Linked DNA regions of Mus musculus: region 1 is linked to region 2. Evidence: chromatin loops called from intact Hi-C (ENCODE). Cell type or tissue: left cerebral cortex. All regions are shown on one strand. Links, peaks and the distances in the headings refer to the core of each region. The heading gives the core; the rest is flanking DNA. Region 1 holds the start of Gm40447. Region 2 overlaps Syne2 (spectrin repeat containing, nuclear envelope 2).

Region 1 (2,904 bases), core at 154-2,653, 74 kb before region 2:
GTAGATCTAGGCATCCACCCACCGTGAAGAAGTGAAACCCGCCTGAAAAGTGTTCTAGGAGAGTCGGCCTCCCCTTTGTCTCCAGCTGCGGGTAGGCACGGAGGCGGAGGCTCGTGAACCTGCGTTCGGAGTTAGTTCCTCACTCCCGCCACCTGCAAGGGTCTGTAAGGCGGAGGGAAAGTTGCGGTGGCCGCAGGGAGGCGGCTCCGCCCCCAGTGCGCTGCTCCGGGCGGCGGCGAGCGCGGGACTGGGCGGGCCGGGAGGGCGCGGGGCGTGGTCTGTAGCCTCCAGTCCAGAGCGGAGCGCGCTCGGCTGCGCCGCAAGCCTTCGGCCGCACGGAAGAGCGAGCGGGAGAGCGATCGAGGGGCGCCATCGAGGCAGCGAGGCGAGGGGGGCGCGGAGTAGGTCGGGTCGAACTCCGGCCCTCGCCTCCCGGCCGGGCAGACAACGGTGAGCGCAGCCGCGGGGGGCTCCGCGCCCTAAAGCGCCCTGCGAGAGCGGGAGGGCGGGGAAGAGGCGGGCACGAGCCCTGCGGAGTCCCCAGAGCCCAGCGGGGAGCCCGGGGGGCCCACGGGAGTCTCTGGATGCCCGGCTCCCAGCTGGGCCGTGGGAAACTTCACCCGGGAGGGGACAGCGGGGCGCGCGGGGCGCTGTAAACTTAGCGGCGGGCGGGGCACCCTGGGGATCGCGGCGAGCGCCAGCGATTGGCGTTGGTGTCCCGGGCTTCTTTGTGTCACCTCCGGGCCCGGCCCGCGGGTGCACCCAGCTCGGCCCCGGGACTCCCCACTGTCCCCCTATCCCGGTCCAGGCGGGCGCGCTCGGCTGATTGTTTGCATTCCTCGCGTCACGCCTGGGCGGGAAAGATTTCGAACCGGGTGTTAGAACACTGAAGCCGCGGCGCAGAGATTGCAAAACCACGGGCGGCGGGAGGCTAGCCCCGGGGACCGGAGAACCTGCAGCCGGGGCGCACACTGTGGACAGGACGCGGGACCCTTGCGTTGGAAGAGAAGAGGCGGGCGCGGCGGCCCTGAGTCTCGGCGGGCGGAGAGGGGGCGCTGGGACCGCGGGGATTATAATTCCATTTTGATCGCTTGCGGTCTTTGTTGTCTGTACAATTGCCTTTAGGGTCTGACGGTAGCACCTGGTCCTCCTTACGGTCTCTCTCTTGAGGTCTGAAAAGATGCCCAGTGTGGGAGGGGGCCCGTGGATTGCATCCAGGGCTGCTGGCCACAGGAGCCGCTGCCTGAGATGGAGGTGGAGAAGTCCAGTGTAACACTTGCCTTTGTGGACGCGCCTTATTTCCGAAAGTTGTTTTCCCCTCCCCTAGTGGAAGGGAGCGTCGGGACGGAGTGGCAGCAGGCGCGGTTGTGCACAGGCACCATGTAGTAGCTCGAGGCAAACCGGGGAGGCTCTCAGTAACCGTGGGACTTAACAAATGTTTGAAAAGTTTTATTTGAAGCAACTCCACCTGCTTCCCTAAAAGTTTCCATCCCCCAAAGCTCTTGCTGGAGGTAATTCTGTGGCTGAGCTCGAATGTTCGGGTGGGGGCACAGTTAAGCAGACCTGGCCTCCTCGCAGCTCCCGTTCCAGTAAACGCCATCATGGGAGAAGGAGCATTCGGTTTTTATGGCCTAGGATTTTTGACGTGTTTACACGCTTCAACGCATGACTGGGGCTCCAGTTTTCTTTCTGGAAAATTCTCAAGACTTCCAAAGGCTTTCCCTGCGGTGGCTACTGTGTGGCCTCTGTCCTGCCTGTCAGCTGCCTCCTCCTCTGCAACACCCCCCCCCCCACACACACACACTCGGGGTGGTGGGAACAGGTGTAATACACATAAAGTTTTATTAGTGAAGACGCTGGCGAAGATAAAAATGAGTAAACCTTGGAAGGGTTTTGGTCTTTGCCTACCTAGTTGAGTTAAAAAGCTTCTTCCATTTGGTTTTGTTTGGATACAGGGTCTCTGGTAATCAAGGATAGCCTTGAATTTGTTACATAATTGAACCTGGCTTTGAGCTCCTTATTCCAGCCCAGGTGCTGGAATTACAACTTTCAGCCACCAGTTCATGATTTAACAGCTTCTATTTGAATGTTTAAAAATCCCAAATTAAACCACTTTGGATCAACTTATCTGATACAGTAAGAGTCTCTCTCTTTAAAAAAAAAGAGTAAGTTTACCCACTTAGAAATGTTATTAGCGTTTCAATGGACTCGGGCTAATGGTGTTGCTGGATACTGCCTGTGTTTACAGGGCTGAGTCACAGGGGGTTGAGTCTTGTGTGCCCTCAGTAGCACCAGTGAAAGTTTACTGGAGGATTCAAAGCAGAATAGGTCCCATTCTAGCAACTGCCAGGGACGAAAAGCTACTTATCATTTATTGGCTGTGACTCATCATGTGTCTAAGTAGCGATTTCCAGTAATTTCACAAACATTCATATCTGCCAATAGGCTCTTGCAATGTGCCAACCACTGGGCTGGACACTGGGAGACCCAAATAATACAAGTGGTCATTCGTGAGGTGCTTATTGTGAATGTACGTATAGCCTGTGGTTATCTTGCTCATCCGTAAGTATTTATTGAGTATGCAGGTTGCATTGTGCTAGAGGTGAGGGCATTGGGGAGACTATAGAGTGCTAGGTGTGGGGACTCTAGAGTGGACAAGGCAGCTGGGGTCACTTCCTTTATATACTGGAGAAAGTAGGTGGAAAATAAAATACATTATCAAACTAACAGCTCGCTTTGTACTTTATTTGCTTATCTACTAAGGATTAAACTCGTGACTTCATTTACGTTCTCCCAGTGAGATATACCCCAGCCCCTTTCTATTTCATTTTGAGACCAGGATTTGTCAAGTGGCCGCAGGCTGGCTTTGAACTTGTTTGGGATCTCCCAGTGTGCTCCACTGTG
Region 2 (2,904 bases), core at 106-2,605:
TTAGTATTTCTTACTAACAATTGCCCAGTGGGTTTTCTAGAAGTCAGTAAAAGAACAAATCACGTGCTCACGTATGTCCTTTTGCGGTATAAATACAACCAGTATGGTGGCCCAATGGCTATCACCATCATGGAAGATGTTGGTAGCTCAGCTCTTTCCTCATTCAGATGCTCGTGAGTGTTGGTGCACACCTGTAATCCCAGGATTTAGGAAGCTGAGGCAGGAGAGTCAGCTGAGACCAGTCTGGGCTAACTAATGAGGCCCTGTTTGAAAATATATAGATAAATACAAATAAAGATTTAGCACCCATGAGCAATTCCGTGAAGCACAAATAATAGCAAAAATGAAGTCTTTCCAGTGGGAAGGGTTAAATCTCAGTATTTACTACCTTGTTTTTAAGGTAGTTATTTTTCTTACATGCAACACAAATACTGGCCCATAGACGTCAAGTTTATTCATTCTGTGTACGAGTAAGTAAACTCTGAATGTCCTGAACAAGACTTGTATACAATGAATATACTTTTGGAGACGGTCTACTGTATAGATGCCTAGGCTAGTGTGCCAGGGAATCCGTTACACTTGCTGAGTGTTGCCCAGTGCACTGTGTCTCCCCAAAGAGAAATGCTTTGATTTTCTTCTCTTGACCCCTTGGATTGTCGTGTCGTCCCATAACCAACACCCAGGGCAATGCTGTGTTTTTGACGACGATGCTGATGGCGCAATGCCAGCATCCCAGCTACTTTCAGCTGACAGTAAATCTAAGTCTGAACTTCTGCACAGCACTGGAGCTAGGAGGATGAGCAGCAGAGTGCAGGGCTGGTCCACGACTTTGGTTAATTCAAGAGTCTCTGAACCCAATGGCCTAGGCCATTGTCCCCTTGAGAACTAATTATGGGAAGCCCCTCCTATAGCTGATGGATGCTGTGGTGTGTCTTGCAGATGTAGATGTCGTGAATCCTGATGAGAAGTCCATCATGACTTACGTGGCGCAGTTCCTGAAGTATTCGAAGGATGCGCCTGGCCCCGGGGATTCCACACAGGTATGTCGTCTTCCTGGCTACCCACTCAGTTTCTTTTGGTTGTACACAATTGGTTAGATTTAAAAAGAAAGAAAGAAAGGAAGGAAGGAAGGAAGGAAGGAAGGAAGAAAGAAAGAAGGGAAGGAAGGAAGAAAGGAAGAAAGAAAGAAAGAAAGAAAGAAACCTGAAATTTAAGTTGCACACACAACTTAAATGTGTAATTCATGACTGGCAATAGTGGTATATGCCTTTAATCCCAGTACTCAGGTGGATCTCTGAGTTCAAGGCGAGCTTGGTCTACAGAACGAGTTCCAGGAAAGCCAGGGCTACACAGGGAAACCCTGTCTTGAGAAAACAAACAGCGGCTGTAGAGATAGCTTAGAGGTAAAGAGCCCTGGCTGCTCTCCCAGAGGTCCCTAGTTCAGTTCCCAGGAACCACATGGTGGCTCCTAAGTATCTATAATGAGATCTGGTGCCCTCTTCTGGCCTGCTGTCATACATGCAGGAAACACTGTATATGTAGCAAATAGGAAAATCTTAAACGAAGGAAAAAAAATACAAACAATTTGTGCAATTCGTTCAAGTATGTAAAACATACATGGAGTCATAGTTTCAATATCCACCATGTTCCATTATGCCTCTTTTCTAGGCTTATTCCAGGAAAGTAATGTTTTAATTTCTCTCACTATAATTTGTTTTGTCGGGTTTGTTTGTTTGTTTGTTTGTTTATGTTCAAGTGATGGCTTTTCAAGCTCCAGTGAGTTATTTAAACAGCTTCTAGATAGGTATTGTATTAGTTCTGGGTTAGGGTGGCAAGTAGCATGGATAACAACTTTAAAAGAGAAACATTAATTTTAGCTCCCAGTTTGAGAGGTTGGGCTGTAGCCAGCTGGCCTTGGTCATCATAATGGACAGAGTTTGACACAGCAAGGGAAGTACAGACGAGAACAAGACTAGAGTTCGGTGGTCCCCTTTTGGGGATATGCTCTGTGACGTAGAGCTTTGCTCTTAGTTTCTTCCCATTGTGTGCTGCTGGTGCCCTCCCTGGTGTTCAAGCCTGTGATGTTATCAATCAAGAGCCAAACGATAGCGGGCAGTGCACGGGATGAGTTATAAATTAAGCTGACTTTTGAATAATTTTAAGATTTATTTATTTTTGATTTGGGGGGACAGGGTCTCTCTGTGTAGCTCTGGGACTCCATTTCTAGACCAGGCTGCCTCGTGAGTGCGGTGATAAAAGGTGTGTGCCACCATGCATGCCTGTTTATTTATTTTATATGGGTATTTTGTCTGCATGGCTGTGTACCACATTCATGCAGTGCCCATGATGGCCAGAAGAGGGCGTTGGATTGCCTAGAACTGGAGGTAAGAGACCACAGTTCATAGTCATGTGGGTGCTGGGAACTAAACCTAGGTGTTCCGGAAAAGCCTGCAGTTCTATTGACCACCGGCCGCCTCTTCAGTCCTTTTGAACAATTTAGAGATAATAAAATTTTGATCTATTTTGACTTGTATTTGTTTTAGTGAAATAAGCTCTTTAAAGTATTCAGTTCAGTCAGTTTTTTAGGCATTTGCACGATCATGCAGCCACTGCCCTCCTCCAGTTTAACATACTTGGCCATGCCTCCAGCTGGCAGATTTTGTCCGCTTTTGCTCACAGCTTGGTCAGTATGGGATTGTCTGAATGGGATTGTGTGCTCCACATACAGGAAGGCTTTGTGCTCTGTTGTTGGCCTTTGCTTGTGGAGATTTCCTGGAATCGCTGCTAAGTGGCTTTTGATTACTCAGTTTACAACCACTGAGCTGAAAAGAAACTTCCTTATGTCCATGAAGATAAATGAGTGTGGTGAATGTAACAAAATCCTAATAAAATCCACATTATGTT

The links. Hi-C counts contacts between places; a loop is a spot of excess contacts. Peaks named below come from ENCODE experiments on the same cell type or tissue, not always from the same donor. Only the 100,000 strongest peaks of a DNase experiment are listed, where the experiment ranks them.
Region 1: it touches region 2 in a loop (2.1-fold over the local background); 8 of 42 quality-filtered maps call a loop at or near these places.

What each region holds. Positions count from the first base shown.
Region 1 is chr12:75,818,029-75,820,932 of GRCm38, forward strand. Gm40447 reads right to left here and starts at 1,600. Exons shown (of 7, transcript XM_011244246.1): 1 at 1,469-1,600; 2 at 1-1,323. The coding sequence starts at 1,600. The coding sequence ends at 55. Syne2 (spectrin repeat containing, nuclear envelope 2) reads left to right here and starts at 290. Exons shown (of 116, transcript NM_001005510.2): 1 at 290-450. In left cerebral cortex, for the core only: CTCF peaks have their summits at 198 and 1,350; DNase peaks (open chromatin) are centred at 274, 496, 782 and 1,270; H3K4me3 peaks cover 1,548 bases; H3K27ac peaks cover 516 bases.
Region 2 is chr12:75,892,144-75,895,047 of GRCm38, forward strand. It overlaps Syne2 (spectrin repeat containing, nuclear envelope 2), which reads left to right. Exons shown (of 116, transcript NM_001005510.2): 9 at 940-1,040. Among named protein-coding and RNA genes, the nearest start is that of Mir5101, 16 kb to the right of the region's middle. In left cerebral cortex, for the core only: CTCF peaks have their summits at 1,501 (motif pointing left) and 2,350 (motif pointing right); no DNase peak of the experiment used is centred there.